Regions from separate parts of the Homo sapiens genome. Here all the other regions are linked to region 3. Evidence: chromatin loops called from intact Hi-C (ENCODE). Cell type or tissue: endothelial cell of umbilical vein. All regions are shown on one strand.

Evidence for each region. A loop is a pair of places that touch in the nucleus more often than their neighbours do. Peaks named below come from ENCODE experiments on the same cell type or tissue, not always from the same donor. Only the 100,000 strongest peaks of a DNase experiment are listed, where the experiment ranks them.
Region 1: it touches region 3 in a loop (1.9-fold over the local background); 2 of 110 quality-filtered maps call a loop at or near these places.
Region 2: it touches region 3 in a loop (2.1-fold over the local background); 4 of 110 quality-filtered maps call a loop at or near these places.

The regions. Positions count from the first base shown.
Region 1 is chr13:106,492,648-106,500,647 of GRCh38, reverse strand. It overlaps EFNB2 (ephrin B2), which reads left to right. Exons shown (of 5, transcript NM_004093.4): 3 at 4,808-4,900; 4 at 5,654-5,767; 5 at 7,220-8,000. The coding sequence ends at 7,608. Among named protein-coding and RNA genes, the nearest start is that of EFNB2, 39 kb to the left of the region's middle. RefSeq lists enhancers at 6,321-7,520, 7,668-8,000. In endothelial cell of umbilical vein, no CTCF peak of the experiment used is centred here; DNase peaks (open chromatin) are centred at 3,363 and 4,417; H3K27ac peaks cover 1,683 bases.
Region 2 is chr13:106,367,935-106,375,934 of GRCh38, reverse strand. LOC107984626 (a long non-coding RNA gene) reads left to right here and starts at 1,951. Exons shown (of 4, transcript XR_001750000.2): 1 at 1,951-2,136. RefSeq lists enhancers at 1,510-1,969, 2,370-2,429 and a silencer at 2,800-3,094. In endothelial cell of umbilical vein, no CTCF peak of the experiment used is centred here; DNase peaks (open chromatin) are centred at 1,734 and 3,064; H3K27ac peaks cover 2,128 bases.
Region 3 is chr13:106,112,735-106,120,734 of GRCh38, reverse strand. No RefSeq gene overlaps it. Among named protein-coding and RNA genes, the nearest start is that of LINC00460, 260 kb to the left of the region's middle. In endothelial cell of umbilical vein, no CTCF peak of the experiment used is centred here; a DNase peak (open chromatin) is centred at 3,564; H3K27ac peaks cover 1,235 bases.

The DNA.
Region 1 (8,000 bases), 380 kb before region 3:
GTAACTTGTGTCCAGTGCAGCTGTATGTAAGGGCAACGTTTTTATTCTGACGACTCTGTGGTTTTCATGACCCTGGATGCTTATCATGTCTCTCTGTTGGACTTCTTCAACGGAGTTGATACAAATACTTGCTTCCAAGTGTCCATCTGCCCTCTCCTCCATCCTGGCCCCATACAAATACGCTACATTTTTAAATAATTTGAAATACCCTCAATAGTATTTATATTTCCTGGTGCTTCATTCTTTCCATAAGAACTGTGATACCATTATTCTGTAGGATTTTTTTGTGCTTCCCCGTTTCACATCTCTGTGCCAGTGAGACCCATATATCGGTGCAAATCCAGAAGTTTGATTGTCCATCTGATTAGCACACTGTTAGCAATGTGGTGGACTAAACACAGCCAAGATGTGGGGCTGGAGCTTAGCCTCCTGGGAGCAGAGCGGTGAACATCAGATGAAGACATGTGAAAATGGAGTACTACTTCCTCTTCCTGGGGATGGGCTAAAAAGCACAGCCAGAAATATTCTTGCCCTTCCAGTCTGCTTTACAGTTACTCACTGGTTCTCTTTTTTTTCCTACTCAGATAACCAGTATACTCTTCCCAGTGACTAAGAACTGCAGATAAGTATAGGTGCAAATAGATGGCAAACCGCAGATGGCAGCTGTGTGGTTTCAGATGTGCTGCAGAACTTTTAGACGATGTGAACGCAAGGAACTTTTTTGCTGAGCAGTAATCTCTACCCACTGGAAATTAGGCCCTGGGGGGAACAATGTAGTGACTTCTATATACTTACTACATGCAGTTAGACCCCTGAAGCAAAAGCTTTTAAAAACAGGCTGTAAAATGCCCATGTATCTTTATTAAGCCTATTTTCCAACTGGATAGAGAAATTTTCTGGTAATTTTTAAATTTGTAAAGTCTATTTTTTTCCTGAGCCAAGGGAAAAAAAATATCTGGGCCCTAAAAGCTTAGTTATAACAATGTTATTTTTTCTATCTCTGAATGATTAAATGTGATTTCATTTATGTAGCAATACTATGATTGTGGCTGCATTAGATCACGCTGATAGAAAGATACAAAGAAAAACTAAGTATAATGAACTAACAATTTATTTTCACTCTTTCTCTAAGTTAAAAATTCCCAGTACATTCAAATGAACAATGAAAATAATTGCAGAATTGTCTCCTGAAATGGAAATAGATTTTTTTTCCCAAGCATTAGCAATTTCTTGTTATTTTTCAAAATCAGCCACTAAGCCTTTCAGAGCTTCTTGGTGACTATTGCAGGAGAAATCAGAATATTAATCTTGTGGTTTTATTTCAGAGTTCGCTGCCAGGAAGGAGGTATAATTGGGATAGGAGACTTTTTTTTTTTAGCTGTGTCACTGTTCAAGGAGGGGGGTTTGGAACCTCAGCATAAGAATTACACTCTGTGATGAGGATGTAGCAGGGGAGAAGAAAGGTGATTTTCACTATGGGAAGCTATACTTACATCAAGTATAAAATAGACTGAAGTCATTTTGAATTACGTTATACTTGTAAAGTTTACCTCCTGGAGTTTCAGTTAGTACCAGTGTACTAACTGGGTTAAAACAGTTCATGGCACCTTAGATCATTTCTAACTCATGGCAAAAATCTTTCCTGGTGGAACGTGTAACTGTATTTTAAATGCCCCTTTATAAGCAACCAAGTATTTGGGATGTTATTTTGATATTAGTAGTGAATTTTTCAGTATCTTCCAGTACCCTTTGCAAGTCACAGGTTGACTTAAAAGGAAAAGAAGCAAAATGCTGAATATAGCAGAAAAACTGTCTGCATTCAGACTGTTCAGCCCACTTTTGCTCCCCACGTGGCAAGCACACTCCCCCAAACAAGCAATAGCCTGTGGCTTCAGAGGAACCTACAAAGGCAGCATCTGTAGATTTTTCCTTCTTCAACTCTAAGACTTGAATGTTTCCCTCTTCCCCACACACTTTTTTTTTAAACCAAGAAATAAAAAAGTTTTCACTCTTAAAGGTGCAAAGCAGTTTCATTCTTATGCAACACAGCCTTCCTCCTACTGTCTTATAGTCTGTGGATGTTAAATTATAGATTCCAATTGAATTTTAATACTCTAGAGATTTTACATTTGTGGTTGTCAAGACCCCGTTTTGGTAAACCTAGGGAGCTCCGCACAAAAGCATTGATATTCAGAAAAGGCACTGACCTACAAATTAAAAGAAAAAAAAATCAAATAATGTGCACCTCTTGTGCTTCCAGTTTGACAAAGCAGAAGTCATCAGCAGTTTCTCCCTCTGCAGACGCAGTTCTCAATTCTATTTACAAGTAACTGCTCTACTGTGCCTGTTTTTCTCTTGCTGATACTCATTTAATTGTTTTTCTTTTGGATCTGAATCTTTGACTGTCTTTTCCCCCTCAAGATTAAAATAAATACATCTGTATTCCTCCCCTTTCTTTCTGTGCACTGCCCTTCAGATCTCATTTTGTCATTTTTCAGCTTAGTGTTGAAACTTTTAGCAACAAAAAGTCAGTTACTTACTTTGAGTAAGTAACTCAAAGTAAGTTAACTTTGAGTTTGAGTGCACTTTTGCGTGTAGGTTCATTTATGTGCTTGTGAATTTAAAAACATTGGGATTCCACCTGAATGAAGTAAACCAAACATTTTAAACTATCAGCCAGATAGAGACATCAGCCTTTCACTTCTTTCTATATGCAGACATATCCTAATTTTTTAGAAAAATCAAATAGGAAAATTCTCAACAATTAATTGAAGATTATAGCTCTGCTCTGAAATGGTCCAGAAATAGGATCTGCTCATAGAAACTCATAGTTTGAAGCCTCTGGGAGGAAAGGATACTTTAAAATTTAGTCACATATTTGGAGGAGGGAAAAGGGAAAGAGCAGAATGAAGAACTGAAAAAAATCACACACCGGGGCCTGTCGTGAGGTGGGGGACTGGGGGAGGGATAGCATTAGGAGATATACCTAATGTAAATGACGAGTTAACAGGCGCAGCCCACCAACATGGCACACGTATACATATGTAACAAACCTGCACGTTGTGCACATGTACCCTAGAACTTAAAGTATAATAAAAAAAAATTTTAATAGCCCCATTAAATAATTAAAAAGATTTTTTTTAGATTCACAGAAGTGTACAAAATTTTTAGGTTTTTTTTTTTTTAAGCTGTCTGCTGAATAGTTTCTTAATGGTCTACAATGTTTGTATCTACAAACAGATACTGTCTGCTTCTTACTACCCTTCCAAGACAAGTATTATTATGGCAATTATTGCCCAGTTTCCCGGGAAAAATTTATCCACAGTTACAGAAGAATGAGATGCAATTGTGAGACTGTAAAGTTTAAGCAAGCACTCAGAGAAGCACAGTGATATGTATGCACAGAAGAGGCAGTCTTTGTTTTGAGGAAAACAGTGAAAGTAAAGTTAATTCAAGACCACAAAGACAAGTAAATAAGTGCCTTATTTTTGTAGTTAATATAATTTCAGTGGAATGCATATTTCTACCATAAATGCATATAGAACTTGTTTGCTGACCTACTGTTTGGAAAACAAACAATCCCATTAGAAGAATGTCTTTGGGATTTATTTTTACCAGAAAATCAATCCTTTTTTCAGTCCCTTGCAAAGTACAGTGTTACAAGCCAAGACTTTGATAATCAGGTAGAAAATGGATTTAAATTGCAGAAATGTATATGAAACACTTTTGTTCCTTGCCCCTTGAACTTTAGGGGAATGAAAATGTCTAGCACTCTCCACCTTCTTTTCTCTCCTGGAACTTGAACTGTAATTCAAAGCCTGTTTCTCATTAAAGTACCTGGCAGCCTATCTCTTTACAGCTTGAGTTACAAAGCTATTCAGAGACCTCGCTGGTCTAAAGAGACAGAACAAGGATGTGTTTAAATAGAGCATAGGCTGTTGAAAAAAAAAATGCTGAAAATGGTAAAATGATTCTGTCCTTCCTTCCACTCCTCACTGCTGAGGTGGAGAGGGAATTCAGTTGGTGAACACCAGCAAGTGGCTGGTAAAAGTCCCCACTTTCTCTCCAGGGCTGCCACAGGACCCAGAATGAGTGGTGGGCATGTGTGTGAACCCTCTATTCAGCCAGAGTTTTCCCGCAACAGGTAGTTTGGTTGAAGAGGTTGACTAAGGTTGACATTGGCAGTAATAACACGTATGTTCTTCTGATTTACAAAACGATGGAGGAAAAAGGGGAGATTTTGAAGACCTGATTTCTGGTATACTTCTTAAGCATGCATAAGGCTGAAAAAAGAAGACAAGGGTTGTGGGAGGCTCCTGGTCTAGTGTTTACAGAACTTGGATGCTTGACAAACAGAGCGTCAAGCTAATTGTTCTTGAAGCAGGAAATCTGCAGTGGAGGAAGCAGGTGTGGGGGGATGATTACCACGTTTGGAAATGGCTGCATTAACTATTTTGCTCTTCTGAGTTTGGCCCCAAAAGAGTCCATAGACTTTTTGAAGGATGCCATCCCTTTTATTTATAGACTAACATTAAATCAGTCATTTGTGAAGGAAGGAGAAAGTGCCTAAATAAATTTGGAGTCAGATAGCATACGTGCGGCAGTGTTTCCGATATCCATTTCTCTTTATTTCTTTTTCTTTTTCTTTTTGGCTTTCAGCATCCCCATACTTTCAGAAAACTTGTGACTAAGAGTGAATTCTTATTTTTCAAATTGTTTTCAGACATTTCATGTTCATGTAAACTTGGCTTATTGATTTCCTGATTTTTCTTTATTTTTTTGTTTTGTCCATTTTATTTTTAATCAGCTACATCAAATGGGTCTTTGGAGGGCCTGGATAACCAGGAGGGAGGGGTGTGCCAGACAAGAGCCATGAAGATCCTCATGAAAGTTGGACAAGGTAAAGACCATCTGCTGCTTCATGACGCCACTGTGACCTGGTGTAGCCCCCAGCTAGTATGGTGCTAATGTTGCCGATGCCCACCTTCATTCGCTCTTCTTTTTAGTTTTCAAAGCAAACCCTTCTGCACTTTGAGCCACTGACAGATTTCCTCAAGTCAATGTACTAAGCTTTTATTGGAGATCTAAGAGTTAAGATCAGCAAGGTAGAATGTCTATTGCCATAGATAGATAGATAGATAGATAGATAATAGATAGATAGATAGATAGATAGATATTTCTTTTTAAAAAGCAAAACACTTTGGTTCAAAATCAAAATATCCAGAATGAAAACTAAAAGCTTGTGCAGTTTTGCTCATTTCTGAATCTTGACTACAGAAGAGTTTTGTTCATTGTGACTTTTCCAATATAGATAACCTATTGTGCAGAAAGAAATAATTATTCTTCTAATTAAAAATTGGTATAGTAGTCAATCAACTTGCTCAGTTAAATTGAAATGTCATCTGCAATGCTTTGCCTGCCAAATGCAAGAATCCCTATAGTTTCCACAGATGGCCTCACGTTCTAAACCTCTGAAATAACTAGTATAACCATTTTGTTTTAAAAGAAAAATTATATTCTTGTATTTCACAGTACTTTGCATAAAGACTCTTATGTTCATTGCTATTCATGCCTGTTGAAATATATATGCAGCTCCTAAAGCTAGATATTGTCAGATGTCTGTGCCGTAATTAATCATTTGTTTTTCATATAGATGCAAGTTCTGCTGGATCAACCAGGAATAAAGATCCAACAAGACGTCCAGAACTAGAAGCTGGTACAAATGGAAGAAGTTCGACAACAAGTCCCTTTGTAAAACCAAATCCAGGTATAACAGCATGATCTGTGTGTATGGAGGTCTGTGGGTACCACATTCTTAGTAGTATCTTAAAAGGTAGGGCAGAGTCTAAAGACTTCTAACCAGTTAGGATTAGCTGGAAGTTACAGTGATCAGGAATCTTTGCTGTCAGTGAGTCATTATTAATTACACTCAATAAGAACAAAATAACTCATTCCAATGAAAGTCATATATTCAAAGGAGTAGAGTTCATGAGCTGTAAGTGCCAGTTATTAGAACTACTCTGTCAGGCCAAAGGTTTCATTGGCTGACATTTTATCAAGCTGGTTGTCAACTCCAGCTTAAAGCTGATGTTAATGTATATGTAATTAATGTGCTAATCCCTCATCTAATTATATCTAAGCCACAGAGGGTTTAATTGATCCTCTTCTAAATTTTAAATGGTAACATTTTTAAATATTGCATAATAGTATTTTTTCAGGTGGTTATCGTTATTTTGTTTCACATTTTCCATGTAAAAGAAAATATTAAACAGGTCCCTGACAAAAGTGTAGAATACCAGATAAAATTGTCCGTCGTTGACCTTCGTTTTCTTAACAGTCTTGGAACAAATAGTTCTGTATTTGTTACCATGCTAATGAAGGTTTTATAGAGTAGCTGTTGAGCAGACATCAGCAGTTTTGTATTAGGATTGTTGTGTGCTTGCTTGGTCGTTGTGCAAATTTATCGTCTGCAGCAATATTCCATCCCTTTCCAAGAGTCAAGGAGGGAAGTTGTTATTTCTAACTTTCAATGACAAGATGTGTCAAATTCTTGTGACAAACTGATAAATGGATAATATAATGATGCCAGGCAGTTTTTTAGTGCTTAACATTTGGGCTGGCAGTCTGTTCGGTGTGAGAGTTTCTGCTGCCTTCCAAATATATTTTAAGTGTAAATCAAATAATACAGACGAGTTACGAGCTGAACATTTTCCCAGGCCCCCTCACTCCTTCCGCGTTCCCGAGCTGTTCTGTTCTGCCAGGAGGCAGGGCTCTTCTTTAGAAGGCAGGCCCTTTGAAGGTTTGCATGAAACTCCCTTTCTCAAAGGAGGCGGAAGAGCAATACCACATAAACGCTCACCGCTGACCTGGAGAATTGGCCACTTCCCTTTTTCTTCCCTGCCGCTGCCCCAGGCTGGCTGACACGGGTTAGAAGATGAAGCAAGATCAAGGGCTGGCTGTCACCGACAGTCTGTGCTCTTGCTGGATAATGATACAAAGGAAACCCTGTGGCTTGGGAGGGTAGGGAAGTCCCTCCTAGAGATACCTCTCATTTCCTTTTGCGTTGAGCTCTTAGACGAGGTATTGGCGAGGCAAAGTCCAGCTTCTAGTTAGTAATAAGCCTGGCTTATTTTTCACATTTTTAAGGGTCATAAAAGCAGTCCGTCTGCACTGGGACAGCAGTAACTATCTCTGACCTTTTCTGTCTCCGCGTCTGCAGGTTCTAGCACAGACGGCAACAGCGCCGGACATTCGGGGAACAACATCCTCGGTTCCGAAGTGGCCTTATTTGCAGGGATTGCTTCAGGATGCATCATCTTCATCGTCATCATCATCACGCTGGTGGTCCTCTTGCTGAAGTACCGGAGGAGACACAGGAAGCACTCGCCGCAGCACACGACCACGCTGTCGCTCAGCACACTGGCCACACCCAAGCGCAGCGGCAACAACAACGGCTCAGAGCCCAGTGACATTATCATCCCGCTAAGGACTGCGGACAGCGTCTTCTGCCCTCACTACGAGAAGGTCAGCGGGGACTACGGGCACCCGGTGTACATCGTCCAGGAGATGCCCCCGCAGAGCCCGGCGAACATTTACTACAAGGTCTGAGAGGGACCCTGGTGGTACCTGTGCTTTCCCAGAGGACACCTAATGTCCCGATGCCTCCCTTGAGGGTTTGAGAGCCCGCGTGCTGGAGAATTGACTGAAGCACAGCACCGGGGGAGAGGGACACTCCTCCTCGGAAGAGCCCGTCGCGCTGGACAGCTTACCTAGTCTTGTAGCATTCGGCCTTGGTGAACACACACGCTCCCTGGAAGCTGGAAGACTGTGCAGAAGACGCCCATTCGGACTGCTGTGCCGCGTCCCACGTCTCCTCCTCGAAGCCATGTGCTGCGGTCACTCAGGCCTCTGCAGAAGCCAAGGGAAGACAGTGGTTTGTGGACGAGAGGGCTGTGAGCATCCTGGCAGGTGCCCCAGGATGCCACGCCTGGAAGGGCCGG
Region 2 (8,000 bases), 260 kb before region 3:
CAGAGGTTGCACTGAGCTGAGATCGGGCCACCGCACTCCAGCCTGATTGACAGAGTGAGACCCCATCTGAAAAAGCAAAAAAGGAAAGGCAAATATGGCTGGGCGCGGTGGCTCACGCTTGGAATCCCAGCACTTTGGGAAGCCGAGGCGGGCGGATCACGAGGTCAGGAGATCGAGACCATCCTGGCCAACACGGTGAAACCCTGTCTCTACTAAAAATACAAAAAATTAGTCAGGTGTGGTAGCGGGCGCCTGTAGTCCCAGCTGCTCGGGAGGCCGAGGCAGGAGAATGGCGTGAACCCGGGAGGCGGAGCTTGCAGTGAGCCGAGATCGCGCCACTGCTCTCCAGGCTGGGTGAAAGAGCGAGACTCCATCTCAAAAAAAAAAAGAAAGGCACATGGCGGGTGTTGGTCTCCCTAATGAATTCATTTGCCTTTTGTTGGTTCCTGAAGACAGAGAGAGAGAGACAGAGGCCACACAGAGAAAACTGGGAAGGGCGAAGGCTGCGTGTCCCCTGCTCAACCTCCCTGCGTCCGGAGGGAGCGGAATCGGGAATCTCTTAGCGAAAGGCAGGACCCGCAGGACTGGCTCACAGGGCTGGGGCTGGAGGGGACTTGGTGAATGACTGCTCTCTGAATTCCCTCCCTGCTTGAACTCGGGCCCTCCTCTCCTCTTCGCGTCTCCCAGGGAAAGCAGTACCCCGTGGAAAGGGAGAGCGCCTCTGCTATGCGCGCACAGGGACTCACCGAGGCACATAGCGTCCTGGCATGGAGAGGCGAGCGCTGGGGTCCGGCCTGCTGGAAAGGAAGAAGAATGGAGAAGAAGGAGGAAAGTCCAAGGAGAAGCCTCACCCGCATAGCTCATTTTGGGAAAGCTGGCCTGCCCTGCCACAAAGAGGTGCTGGGGAAGTGTGTCAGCTGAGGGGCCCTTAGGGAGACCTCTGGTCCCCGAATGAGCCTCTCAGCCGACTCCTCCTTAGCTTGTTGCTGATCCTGTCCCAGGATTAACATAGACCAGGGTCTCTCAACCTCAGTGCAATGGACATTCTGGGCCAGGTAATGCTGTGCCGTGCGGGCTGCCCCGGGCACTGTGCGAGGCACAGCGGCACCCTGGCTCTACCCGGGAGATGTCATGAGCACCGCTTCTCCCACAGTGACAACCAGAGGGGTCTCCAGACGTGGCCAAATGAGAAGCACTGATTAAGACCTATTCCTAGGCCAGGCATGGTGCCTCAAGCCTGTAATCCCAGCACTTGGGAGGCTGACATGGCAGAATCACTTGAGCCCATGAGTTCAAGAGCAGCCTGGGCAGAAGAGTGAGACCCTGTCTTTACAAAAATGTAAAAATTAGCTTGCTGTGGTGACATGTGCCTGAAATCCCAGCTACTTGGTCAGCTGAGGCTGGAGGATTGCTTGAGCTCCAGAGGTAGAAGCTGCAGTAAGCTATGATTGCATCATTGCACTCCAGCCTGGGGAACACAGTGAGACTCTGTCTCCAATGAAAAAAAAAAAAAACCAGAAACCAAAATCCAGCCAGAAAAGAGAATTATTGCTTCCTTTCTAGACCACATGAATGGACTTTTCTTATTTAAGATGTACGCAAAGCAACTATAACCATTCAAACCACTCTTCACTTACACAGGGAGAGGTTAAGGACTTTCAAAGAAAAGCAGATCAGACCCTGACGGCCCAGGGCTTCCTAAAGCAGCCTCCTGGGGCAGGGCCTACAGGTGAGCAGACATAAGGAGCCGTGGCCCAGAGAACACCCTCAAAGGGTGACTAACAGCCCCGGTTTGCCTGGGACTTTCCTGTGTTAGCCCTGGAAGTCCCTTTGTCCTGGGAAGCCCCTCTGCCTAGGGCACATGGGGACAGTGGTTAGTGGGTAGGCTCTGTGTTTGGCTGTCATTCAAGGTGGCTTTGGCTGCTTGCTTGTCATTCTGAGTGTGGGGACACACATGCTACCCTGGTTGTCAGCAGGTGAGAAGGGGGCTCTGATCAGCTTCTCACTGGATTTAGAGAAGAGCAGATGCCCCTGATCAGCTTCTCACTGGATTTAGAGAAGAGCAGATGTCCCAGACTTGTAGCTGCCATTGCCTCTCTCTTTCGGAAAATGAGAGTTGCTAAGAGGTGAGATCAGGTGAGCAGGGACCTGTTCTTGACTCTTGCTGAGACAGTGCCTGGTGTCTGTTCATGCTGGGACCCAGGGTGGCTTCCATAGGTACACAGGTCCACATGCGAGAACTGGTGGCAGGATGGGTAAGGAAGGCCAACTGTGTGTGTGCATGTTTATGTGTGTGTGTGTGAGATTCACACTAGAAAGCTGCTTTGCCACCTGCCACAGGTGAGGCTGTGACTCCTCCTTGCCCTCCATGTCACTGAAGCCGTGGTTGCAGAGGTCCCTCGGGGCTTGTGAACTGCTGCAAGCACTTCAAGTCTGGGGACCGTCTGTTTCCTGCCTGCTGTTTATGACCCAGAACATTGCCTCTAGAACTAGGCTGCACTTCAGTCCCGCTGGGAGCATGCTTGCCACTCATATCTTCCCTGCGCTATTTGCAGTTTTTGTTTGTCTTAAATATAAACTTTTCTTGGTTCTTTAAGTTTTAAAGAAAAGAAACTCTTCTCTTTCTTGAAGGAGAAAAGATTGATTTTTTTCCTCCTTAAATTATGTGGATAGAGATATGTCTGTACTTGATTAGTCTCATGTGTACCAAAATGTCATTACTTATAGGAGAGCCTGGGATTTTCAAGAATAGTAACATGGTAATTTGTCTTTCAAATACTGTTTTACTTATAGCAGCAATAACAGGAAATGTGTACTATTTTTCAGTGTTATAATCTGATTCACCCTTTGATATAAACAGCTTTATCTCATCTCATTGTTTATATCACATTCCTATTCCTCTGGAAAGAACAATATTTTTCTCTCTGAAAAGTAATATATTCTTGTCTAAGGATGGCTTAAATAAGTAACAGATGGTCCTTTTTGTGTGAGTGTCCCCTACCCCCACTCATTCCCAGCATTCGGTCAGACAGGAAAATCAGTATTTTTTTGGACATTACATGTGCCTGAACTTACAGGTTTGTCACCAACTTGATGTCTTTTATTTCTGTGATGGTGTTGTTACTCGGATAGTTTTAGAATATAGGCAATTGAGTAAATTTATTTGTGCTTGTCAAGTGGAATGTGCTTGAACAAATCTCTTTCCTGGTTCATAGTTACCCAGGTTAGTCATGGAAAAGATGGACTGGAATGCTCAGTGTGTGCCACATGGTCTTGGCTATAAAATAGAGTTCACTGTACACCAGGCTCTCACCATGCAACTTATTTATAACACAGTTCTATTGTTAAAATTCGTTCTGGGACCAGGACTAAATCTTTCTTGTCAAAAAATAAGGTTCATTCCTTGGCTTGGTTCAGGGGAAAGGCATACAATTAGAAGCCGGGACATCTCCTTTGCTGTCTTGCTAGCTGGGTGAGTTAAGGCAAGGGCACGTGGCCGCCTGGGTCTGTTTCCTGTCTGCAGGAGGAGGATGCCTAACTTACCACAAGGGCTATTGAGAATGTAACATGGGGTAATAGTTATGAAAGTGCTTTGAAAGTTCAAAAGCACCTAAAATAGCATTTTTTAAATATTAAAATCAAGCAATTAAATACGTTGCATAACAATAGACTCTTGTCTATAACATCATGGTTAATAGGTTGGCCTTGCTGTCAAATGAAATTCTTTGAAAAGATGTCTTTTCTTTGTAAGGGGAGCTTCAAGGAAAGAAACACAATATGCATAAGAGCCCTACTGCGAACTTGTAGAAACTGCCACTCTGATGGGGGGATTGGTGCTGATTCATTTTTGCGCTTGAGCATCAGAGTCCTTTGAGCCTAGTAGGCCCTTAAGTATATTTTAAACAAAAACATGATTATCGTTGTGGATAAGCTATTTGTGCTCTCCATTATCTATTTTTATAAGTGTGAAAAATGATCTTTTTTTCCCTACTAGACAGAAAGTCGAGAACATGATCCCTTATGTTGACATCTTCTCTATCTGCTTGTTTTTATGGTCTGCAAATGACATTTTTTGCATGCACCATTACAAAGTCTGTATGTGATTATTGTTGAAAATTTGGGCCAGGCGCAGTGGCTCATGCCTATAATCCTAGCACTTTGCAGGGCCGAGGGTGGCTGGATCCCTTTAGCCCAGGAGTTCAAGACCAGTCTTGGCAACATGGTGAAACCTTGTCTCTACCCAAAATACAAAAAGTAGCCAGTTTCATAACCTGATCTCAAAATAAATAAGTAAATAAATAGATTAAAATGTAAAATACAAGAAAAATTGAAAAATACAGATGTACAGAAAAGAAATAAGCACCCATTATCCTCCAGGTGTCCCATGGTCAGATCTCCCACATATATGGTAGCATAGAAAGGGGCAAGTCACATAACAATATTTATTATGATAGCAATTACATAAAGAAAATATATGTGTACATATTTATATGGATTCTGATGCATCTATATTTGTATGTGTATGTCTATGAATGGATAATAAACATATAGAAAGGATGCATTGGAATGCACAGATTAAATCTAGAGAGTAAGTAGACAGAGACATTCAGAGGAGAGAGGAATCCTTGCAGGCAGGAATATGTGGGAGCTTTATGGAGGAGGCTGCATTTGAGATGAGACTGGGAGGACTCGTACGACTTTGATAAGTACAGAGTGATCGGAAGCATCTTCCCATCAGAGCAGTAGATGAAGAAAGCGTGGTGTGAGGCCTCTGTGCAGTGTGTTTGAGGGTATATGAGTAGTCCGGTCTCTCAGTGCACTGTAGAGAGGTGAGAGAGCCTCTTGAAAACCTGGACTAGAGAGGCTGGAGGAATGGGAAAGCCAATTTCAAACAGTGGGAATCAACCTTTGAAAGCTTTGGGTGAGTGAAATAAAACATTACGATTTTTTGAAGACCAATCAGGTGCTGTTTAAGTAGAACGAATTAGAGTTAGTGGAGATGAGAGGTAGTAAGGAAAATAAGAAAAGGATTGATAATCTGGGTCTGAAATGACTGATCACTGGAGAAAGATAAAGCCACTGGAAGTGGAATGGAAGACATTCTGAAGAAGTCATCACACTTGGTGCCCGATAAGAAAGAGGTACACAGAAGAAGAAAGGACCTAAGGTGTGAGCTACAGCATCTTAAGTCTAAAGGACCATTTGAGGTGCTGTTGCTATTGCCAGAAGCAGGGAAGACAGAAGCTATATTCTATATAAAAAATGTATTATATTTTTTACTGGAAAAGATCTAAATGTCAGGAGTTGGTATGTGGTTTAAATTGTCAAGATTTTAGACTGCTGCTTCTTGGAAGTGTGATATAAAATGCTGTAATGTGGTATGTTGCTGCAAATTAGGTTTATTGATTTGGTATTGTCAAGAAATATAACACCTCAAAAATAGGCAGACTGGGGAAAAGGATACCCCACTGGCAAGTGTGGGTGCCACTGTATGATTTTCTAGCACCAAAACGCACGACAAGCTAGCAGTGTTGGTGCTGGTGCAGATTACATGGAAAGCACCCTGTTGTTTTTCCAAGCCCATTGGCTGGGAAATTTATGTCCACCTGCCGTCTGCACCTTGACACTGGCCATTTATAAGGCATATGGCGGTTCTTCATGGCACGTGGGAGAATAGATGACCCTCTCTATTTTTTTTTTTTTGACAAATGGGTTTCACAGGTATATAATAAGATCTTGATTTACTTTTTTAAGGAAAAAGAGGATAATAATAAGAGGCTGTGATTTGAGGGTGAGAAACAAAAGGGCAGCTCCAGGGAGGGTAAGGCAGGAAAGACCAAGAAGAGAGATCTCGAAATCTACTGGCTTCCTGCAGTGCTTGTGGCTTATTGTTCCTGGCCCAACAGAATCTTCAGACTAACACAGCTGTCCTTTCATGGCAGGAGATATTTGAGAATCTGGTGGGAAATTTTGTTTTTTAGTACACTCAGGTTGTTTGCGGCAGCTTGCTTACATTTTTCTGTCACTTATGTAGCTGAGATAATGTGAAATATTTTTTATCAATTAAATTAATATATACTATGAAACAGATACAAATTTAACATGTTTAACAATGAAGTATAGCTTTAAAATATCTTTTAAAAATCACAAGTTAGAATAGTTGTGATCACAATCAGAAGTATTTTTTTTTTACAGTAAGAATAACTAATATATTTATTGCTATTATCATCTTTTTCTGAACAAAGTTATTGGACCTTTAAGAATTATACTTTAAAATCATTAATTATACTTAAAATCATTAAGATGAAAGTTGATTTCTTATCTTTTGGTATGAATAAAGAGAGTATTTCTGGAATTGTAAGCAGAAGTAGGCAAGGAATATATTTCAATTTTTAAAGTATTTTGTATGATTTTTATCAGTTACCAAAAAGCTTGTGGTTTTGTTATTAACCAGTTCTGTTATTTCATTTATACACGATAGTAACATTCTGAAATTGTACCTGCAACAAGCCATAATTGACAACCTTAAGACCCATTAGCGGCATTACTGGATAAGAAACAAAAGTTGCTTTGAGTCCTCAGCTCTCAGCGGTGCTCGGTTTCCTTTCCTCTAAGCCTGAGGATTGGCAAATCTTCAGCCTGACTTAGAGAGATACTCTTCCCACAGCTATTCCCTTCAAAGCCCATTCTTAGCAGAGCTTCTGTCATCCGGAATTCTTCCTCTAAGAGCCCACATGCTCTCTTTTCAGGTTTTCTTTTTCTTTTTCCCTGTATTGAGTCGACTCTCAATTGGTGGCTTGAGAAAATACCAAAGATCTTTTTTGCCCTTGCTGCAACTGGATCATGAACACTGACTTTCCACGTAAAAACCAGCTGTGTGTGCATGAGTTTGTGGGGCAGGCTCTGCAGGGTGAGTCGCCGTTGCTGATAGAAGGAATGTGTAGGTGGGGAAAATCCAAGGGAGCGGTCCCCCCTTTTCAGAAATTGTCCTTGTTGTTGACCTTCACCTCTCTGGGAGGGGCCTGAAGAACCTAGGTCTCCAGGTGACCCCTCCGGAGATGACAGGCTACACGGTTTGGCACAGAGTAGAAAAGAGGTCTCTGATGGATGGTTGTCATAAACACCCACCTTTGAGCTTCAGAATACTATGCCTTGGAAGGAAAATAACTTCGGTTTTGGATGTCAATCAGAAGAGACAGCCAGAGACCCTTACTGTATCTGCATTATTTTCTACTGACCAGTCCATTTGCCGCCCTGCCCAAAGACAGTCACAGCGTTTAGTGAGACGAATGCCTTAGAATTCAGACAATCCTGGTAACATGCAAGAAAGCTTCTTAAATAAAATAATCTCTAATGTGACACGCACCGATAGTCACAGAAAGTGGAAAGGACTTTTCCCCACCATGTTTCAAGGTTGTCATCTGCCATTTGCTTAACTCTTTGAAAGATATTCAGATCTTGCTCATGTACATTTCAGCCTGCTATCATTGCCTATTTATGGAAAACATTTAGTATAAGAGGATTAATATGTACTTGTTTTAATTACATGCTAAACCATGTGAATGTATACAGGATTACGCTCTAGATTCTGAATAGATAAAGGATAAACTAAAATTATTCCCATTAATCCAAGGTCCTAACCCAGAGTTATCACAGCTAACGGAATGTGTTTGGCATTCCCAGTCATTCATCAGTGGGTAGAACCACCATTAAATTCACTAGTAGCTCTAGTTTTAAGCTACAAATTAAATTAGGTTCAAACTAATTGGGCATACAGCCTTTTTAAAAATTCACATTTCCTTGTTGTTGATAATTAATTGTCTTCCTAAGGATCAAAATAACAATATCATTCATTTGCAATGGTTTCCCTCCTTTAAATAAATGATTTTCTAATATAGCTCAAACAACTTTAATTTCTTAGCTTTTACACTGTTTTCCAAATAAATGCTGGGAAGTTCCCTGCATCCCTGAATGTTAAGAAGCAACGATGTAATCCCAGA
Region 3 (8,000 bases):
ATGGTGAAAAGCCTGGAGTAGGTGGAAAAGATATTGAACCATCTCCAGCACCAGGGGAGAGCCATTGAGGGGTGATAAATAGGGTGGCAGCATGGGTGCATTGCATGCTACGCCCTTCACACAGTCGTGTGGAGTATAGCTTGGAACTAGGACAGTCAGGACCAGTTAATTGACTGGAACAGGTCAGACATGATGAGATGGTTGAGGATGTTTGAAGACATTTTGAAGGTAGAAATGACAGGCCTTTTACAAATTCACTGTGATGAGTGAGGAAGAGGGGACAGTCAGAAACAATGCTGATGTTTTTGGCTTAAGATGCTGAGTGGATACTGGTGTCTTCATGTGAAATAAGAAATCCATGCTGAGAAAGATGGTGAATTTAGGTTTGGGCTTGGCAGTGCTACCTGTGGGTCATCTGGTCAGGAAGAGAAGAAGTTCTGGGGAAGGGAAGGACACTGTGGTTGACCTTGAGAATGCTCAGGGTAATTGAATACATGTAAAAGGAAGGAGATTCCGTGTCAGGAATCTTAGGAACACCAAAACTCAAGGAGCAGGCAGGCCAGGCGGGGCCATGCAGGAAACTGAGGACTGATAGGAAAAAAAAAAGGCAATCGAAAAGCTGGCCAGGTGCAGTGGCACACACCTGTAATCCCTACACTTTGGGAGGCTGAGGTGGGAGGATTGCTTGAGCCCTGGAGTTTGAGACCAGCCTAGGAAACATAGTGAGAACCTGACTTTACAAAAAATAAAAATAATTGGCCAGCAGTGGTGTCATGCACTTGTGCTCCCAGCTACCTGGGAGGCTGATGTGGGAGGATTGCTTCAGCCCAGAAGGTTGAGTCTACAGTAAGCTGCGATTGCTCCACTGCACTCCGGCCCAAGTGACAGAGCAAGACCCTGTCTCAAAGAAAAAAAAAAAAAAAAAAGGAAAGAAAAAAAATAGTGTCAGGGGTTCTGGTTAAGGCAGTTTCAGGAGTGGTATTCTCATCAGTGTCAAAGAAAGATAGTAGGTAACTTTCTTAGAGCCATTGGGTTGGGCTACATAGAGGTCACTGGGAATCCCTAAAAAAAGGATGGTGGCAGGGCCTGTCAGAAGGCAGTGGGATAAGGAGACTCTTGGGAGGGTGAGGATGTGAGGCAGGGAGTGCAGCGAGCTCTTTAAGAAGCCTTGTCCTAAAATGGAGAGTGCTAGAGGGGAAAATGCTGATGTTTAAAGCTGGGATTAGAGTGGGCATGATTATCTGTTGAGCACGCAAGGCAGGTAGTGTTTTATGATTTCCTCTGAGCATTTATGGTTGCTGATATTGTTATTTTTGATAGATTATAATTGTTACCAAGACTGTATTGAACCATCAACCTCTGGTAGACACAATACCAAAAGCACGAAAGGATGTAGACTTGGTTGAAAACATTCAACATTTCAGTTTCTTTAAAACAAAAGGGACATTCCTCCCTCGGGTGTGAAAGTAGTTCATGGTTGCAGACAAGCAGCTGAGCAATGTGTGGGTGCAGTTTGTTTTGCGTGGGGGAACACAGAGAGACAAAGAGGTCAGCTCTGAATTGCACTGCAGGCGGCAAAATGGAAAGGACGTCATTTTAAAACCGGCAAATGAACAGAATGAAAAGCAGGAGCGCAGCCCAGAGAGCAACTTCCTGCCTTGGCATGCTAAAAACTTTTAATTATAAACGTTTGCTCGGCTGTGGGAATGCTGTCAGATAGGAGGTTCAGCGGAAGCATCTTCACCTTAAGTGAAAGAGAAGTGGGCTTTGCAGTCATGTGCTCAACGTGCACACGTTAAAGAGAATGTTGCGTGGTCCTCTGCAGTGTATTTTTTTGCCAACCATTCTATAAGGCTATGCTGTTCATTATGTTCATTAGATCCGTTAATATTCTTCTACTGATTTTTCAGATTCTAGTTAATAATGCAATGTTCTTCCTAACCCAGTAACTTTTCAGACTTAACAGAAGCCATTGACGAGTTTGACACATAAAAATCAGCAAAAATGTTGATTGAAACTTAAATATGTTCATTAGAATATGGAATAAAAAAGAGGAGAAGCAATCAGACATGATAACATGAATGCACACATACTTTTTATTTGTATTTTTACTTGCATGATTTAATTAAAAGCCTTTAAAGCAAGCATCTATGGACTATTCAGATCTATACTCATTAAAAGTGTCCAGAGAATCAGCATTCATTTGCTGAGTGAGATTTAAATACTCCAAAGAAGAGAGTTAAGTCCAGGTTCTGGGGATGGATTTGGAAGCAGACTCAGAGTAATTCTTGCCCTGTTACTTATATTCTCTCTCTTAATTAGTTTATGGCTAAAATGGGCAAACCGCTACCTGCTTTACAAGGATGGTACAAAATGTAAATCAAAATGAATATTTGTGTGTTTCTTCTGAAGTGAGGGATGAAGTTTGCTTTTTTGTAAAGTATCGTTGCAGAAACACACTACAGAGACTGTTTCTTCATATCAATAGAGTTTAGGAATGTTGCTGGTGATTCATCATCCCACTAAGTTGGAAAATAATTATCTTTAAAAGTCTGGTTACAGACTTAAAGAAATGACTATTTAGACATATTGAATATAATTATTTCATTACATACAGTATCTTTTTAAAATTAGTTTGAGCCATCTGAAATTGTCATTTTCATAGGTCCAAAAAGTCAAATATTGGCAATTTCAGATGGTTCAACCTAATACAAAAGCTACATTCACCTAAGAAACAAACTACATTTCAAATCATAACATGCAAACAGAAGTGGCGGGTTTATGTGCATTCTCCTGCAAGGGATTGGCTTGAATTAGCTTTCTCTCAACATGGAGCTAAGGATTTTTCCTGTTGCTTTAAAATGCTTGACAGAATTTGTGTTAAATTATTGTGCAATCCCTTCATAAATTGGGAAGCGGTGCGGAATTTTTTCAGGTGGAGCTATAGGTAGATCTGGTGAACATATTTCGAATATACCAGCAAAGCTGGTTGAGTTAGTTGAGTTAGTTGAAACCCATGGTGATATTTATTTGTAAGTTGGAAATGGCTCTTAGAATGATGCCCATTTACAAAAAACAAAAACAAAAACAAACAAACAAAAAAGTGTTTGAAAAGCCTTATCTAAAGAGACACTGTCTCCTTTCAGAAATACTATTATCTTTTATTCATTAAATAGAACAAATCAAGTTCCAAATGCCATATTGAAATTGCTGTGCTTTTGTTGTTTTTTATTACAAGAATAAAAGGGTCTAGCCTCTCTTTCTCTTTTCCTTAGAGTGTTGTTTTATAAAGGAAGTCAGGCATTATTTTGTTTATAATTAAAGACTATGTACTAAAGCACAATTTGAATAAGCAACTTTAATTAATCAAGGGAAAAAAACCAACAACCTTCTACACCCATATTTCGGTTTCTAAGAATGAGTAAAAAGGGTTTTCTTTTTTCCCCTTTGAGGTTAGAAGCAGGTCAGGTCAGTAATTGGAGCTGGCTAGTCATCAGCTGGTTTGACCTGCTAGGCTAAAATTTTCTTTACTACAGGAAAGTGTAATCAGAAAACCAGATGTATCCTCATCCTGAGACTGGAACATAATGAAAAGCAGACAGTCCATTTATTTTCTCCAAGCCTTTCAGATTTTCATTCAGCCATTTGGGGCTTGACTTTGCACTGGACTGAGGAACTACAGTGGGAGGCATTATTTAACTGGATCACAATCCAGAGATGTCCAAATTGAGATTCAAATGCTTGCATTGTCTTGGATCTCCTATTTCCTTCAAAAGTTGATTGCTATTATGTGTTTTTGCCTGAAAACAAAGAATGAGCTACAGATTTCAAGTAAATAGCTAGGAGACTGTTCATTACAGGCTTATCCTGGTTATAAGAGCATTCTCCTGATTGTGTACCTGGGATTAAATGAGGAACAGAACAGCATACCCTTCTGAAGGTGGAGGAAGGGTTACATACAGTTTAAACAGGCATATTCCATATAACTCTTATTTTTATAACATAAACTACCTTATTCTGTATTCAACCCTGTAAATGTATTTGCCCTACTTTCATCCTAAAGCTTCTCAGGTGCTCCCTAGCCCCATTCCATTATTGAAATTCATACACATATCCCAGTTTTCATTAAAAAAGAAGTCACCTATGAACATACATGTGCATGTATCTTTGTAATAGAATGATTTATATTCCTTTGGGTACATACCCAGTAATGAGATTGCTGAGTCAAATGGTATTTCTGGTTCTAGATTTTAGAGGAAACACCACGCCATCTTCCACAATGGATGAACTAATTAACATTCCTACCAACAGTATAAAAATGTTTCTATTTCTTCACAACCTTGTCAGCGTCTGTTGTTTCTTGAGTTTTTAATAATTGCCATTCTGACTGGCATGAGATGGTATCTCATTTTGGTTTTGATTTGCATTTCTCTAATGACCAGTAATGTTGAGCTTTTTTTTTTTATATGTTTGTTGGTCGTGTGAATGTCTTCTTTTGAGAAGTGTCTGTTCATGTCCTTTGCCCACTTTTTAATGGGGTTGTTTGTGGTACATATGCATGATGGAATACTATGCAGCCATAAAAAGGAATGAGATCATGTCCTTTGCAGGGACATGGATGGAGCCAGAAGCCATTATCCTTAGCAAACTAAAGCAGGAACAGAAAACCAAACACTGTATGTTCTCACTTATAAGTGGGAGCTGAACAATGAGAACACATGGACACAGGTAGGGGAAAAATGCACACTGGGGCTTGTCGGGGGTAGGGTGTGGGGAGGGAGAGCATTAGGAAAAATAGGTAATGCATGCTGGGCTTAATACCTAGGTGATGGGTTGATAGGTGCAGCAAACCACCATAGCACACGTTTACCTAAGTAAAAAACCTCCACATCCTGCACGTGTACCGGAACTTAAAATATAAATAAAAATGTAAAAAGAGAAGTCACCTAAAAAGTAGTGGTTTTTAAACCCAATTTTTGTAGACATAATTGTGTAGATTATGATACTGTTGGAATGCTTTGAAGACAGGCTTGGACTGGTTTTGGACATTAAGTGGTCAAAGGCTCTCTAACTATAATAGTGACAAAATATTTATTGGAAACATAGATGAATAAAGAAAAAAATTCAATTAACAAAACTATTAGTCTTCTGATAGATGTTTTTAAGGACTGCAATTAAGGAGGAATCTTCACCACAAACTGCAGAAAAGACTGTTTAGACTTCTGAAGGGCCCTACCATGTAGAATAAAAGGGTCAATACTGTTCTTTTACCTCTTCTATGTAGTTTTCAAAGAAGTTAGGTCAGGAAATGATCTGGAAGAATCAAGATGCTTACGTACTTTATATACATATGAGTCAAAACTGGAATTATGCCTAGGGTACAGAAAAGAAACATTGCATTCTTTAGCTTCTGATTTTAATTCAGTGAAGGTGTTGAAGGAAATAAGGAATGTCTGGTAGAATATATTATTTTATGTGGCTTGGATATAGTTTAAAAGAATCAGGAGAGGGAGATGAGCTATAACAATCCAAATTAGGGATCCATAAAAATAGTTGTGGAAGACATGTATTTTCTGAATCATCCCAGTCAGACATTGCAAACCCTTAGTTATTGGAATGCTTTAAGCACGACAGATGAGTTTATTATTTGTACATACAGTAGATATGTGATCCTGAAAAGGTTGGTATAATTTATCTCACCTTTTCAAATGTCTAGTCCCAGGAATTGTTCCAGGAAATATAGAAAAGAAAAAACTGAGAAGGAGAGTTTAAAAACCTCCATTCTTATGTCCTATCTTGAGCCAAAAGGGTAGGTGCTTTTCCCAGATCCAAGATTGGAGAGGGAGATCTCCTCTCTGGCTGAAGTTATCTTCTTGGGATCATTTCAAATGTTAGTCACAAAATAAAATATTTTGTGCTGGATTTCATTGTAACAGTGTAGAATTTTATTCTATGAAGTTATTCTACTGTGAGAAAAAAATGGAAGTACTTTGGATCTGTGCTCCCTGTGTGACGTTTGGAACGAACGAAAGGAGAGAAGAAATGAGAGAGCCTGGCTGATAGATTTTTGGTGATGTCCATTCTTCTTCCTTCCTCCTGAGTGAATGCAGCATCTCCCACAGATACCCACTCTCCCAATCTGACGTTTCTCTTCTCAGCTTCCCTTCGTCTTTTGTTCTCTTTGATTTTTCTGTTTTCTCTTTTGAAATTCTCCCACCCCTGCCCCAATTTTTCCAAGGTTTAAAACCACTGACAGGTGGGAAGGAATGGGTAAGATTTCAGTAGCTGTGATTGGGAATCCCTTATGAACTTAAGAACTGCACGAGTAAATATGGTATGTCCCAGACAGACATTGAACTTAATATGTTTGGGCCTATCCTAAGGAATTAAAAAAGGAAGTCGACTATTTGCTAGAAGAGATTTCTCTATACTTTCTTTTTAAAAAAAATTTTATAATATATTTTATTGAAACCAATATATCTAAAATATTGTTATCATTCTATACTTTCTTACTTGAAACAGTGATTTGACTGCAGGTCATTTTGTTTTTTTGTCTTGTCAAAAGTATGTTAAGAAAAGGAGAGAAATGCAAGGATAGGAAAATAGCAAAAATGGCTATGAAAAAGGCCAAGACACTGGAATGAGCAACTCAAATAATTCTCATTTCTTGTAAGTCTTTTCCAGCCTTACTCTCTGTGCTGAATCATGACTTCTCTTGACTTGGCCTTGGGAAAAAATGGTCATATGATGAAATTTTTCTTTAATGCACTGACCAATTATGTTTCTCCTCACATAGTCATTCTTCCTCTCTCCCCTCTGGACGTAAACTCCACATATTTCCAATTTCTTTGTTTCTTTTTCACCCCCATCAACAAGGTGCCTGTTCTAGGTTCCATTCTCTCAAGATTCTGCTTCCTATGGTGACCACTAAAACCTGATGCAATGAATTCAGGGGAACATGGTCATAGAAAGTTGGATCTCTGATTCAAATCTAACCTTACAGAAAACTGACAATGGAGGGCTTCTTATGCCTTTGTCAAATAGTAGGGAAGACTGTCCTGTAACGTGTATGACTGTGATCGTCTTCAATTTTTTTTCCCAAAGGCAGAGTCTTGCTCTGTCACCCAGGCTGGAGAGCAGTGGCAAAATCTCAGCTGACTGCAACCTCCACCTCCCAGGTTCAAGCAGTTCTCCTGCCTCAGCCTCCCAAGTAACTGTCATTAAAGGCACGCACCACAATGCCTGGCTAATTTTTGTACTTTTAGTAGATATGGGGTTTCACCATGTTGCTCAGGCTGGTCTCAAACTCCTGGCCTCAGCCTCGCAAAGTGCTGGGATTAGAGGCGTGAGTCCCCATGCCTGGCCTTGTCTTCACATTTTACCCTGTAGACCACGAACTTGTGCTACCATGATTTTAATTCACCTTGTCCTTTTAACATTTTTATTTCTTCCTTTCTTAAATTTTTTTTTTTTTTTTACTACTTTCATCCCACTGACTAAAGCCCACTTTGTTGAAAGGACATAAAAAAAGACACCAAGTCATTTAAAAGGTTTTCTGTTTTTTTAATCTAAAACTGCATATTCTACTTAATGTAGAATTTAGATCTCTAAAATAAAACAAAATATGGCAGATATGTACATCATGCATTTTAAGTGGAAGCTAAACTATTTCTTAGAGAAAAAAATATATAAATTATGCTGAGAGCAAATCTAGGCAAGTCTTTCAAGATTTGCCTGTTTGAAAATGTAACAATGATCTTAAAACTGAATGTTTTATGTTAACTGCAAATAAATTTTAAATTCAGTCAGTCTGAGTCAGATTAATGTTCTTCTCCTTAAGGATGTAAGATTCATTCTTGGGATTTTGTTAAGTAATTAATTTTGATATCAGTGTATGGGTTTAGAATCAAACAATATCTTGGAAAAAGACGTATTACAAATTTAAAGAAGGACCAAGTAGAAATAAAAATGAGAAAAAAAAGAAGATTCAGTATTATAAT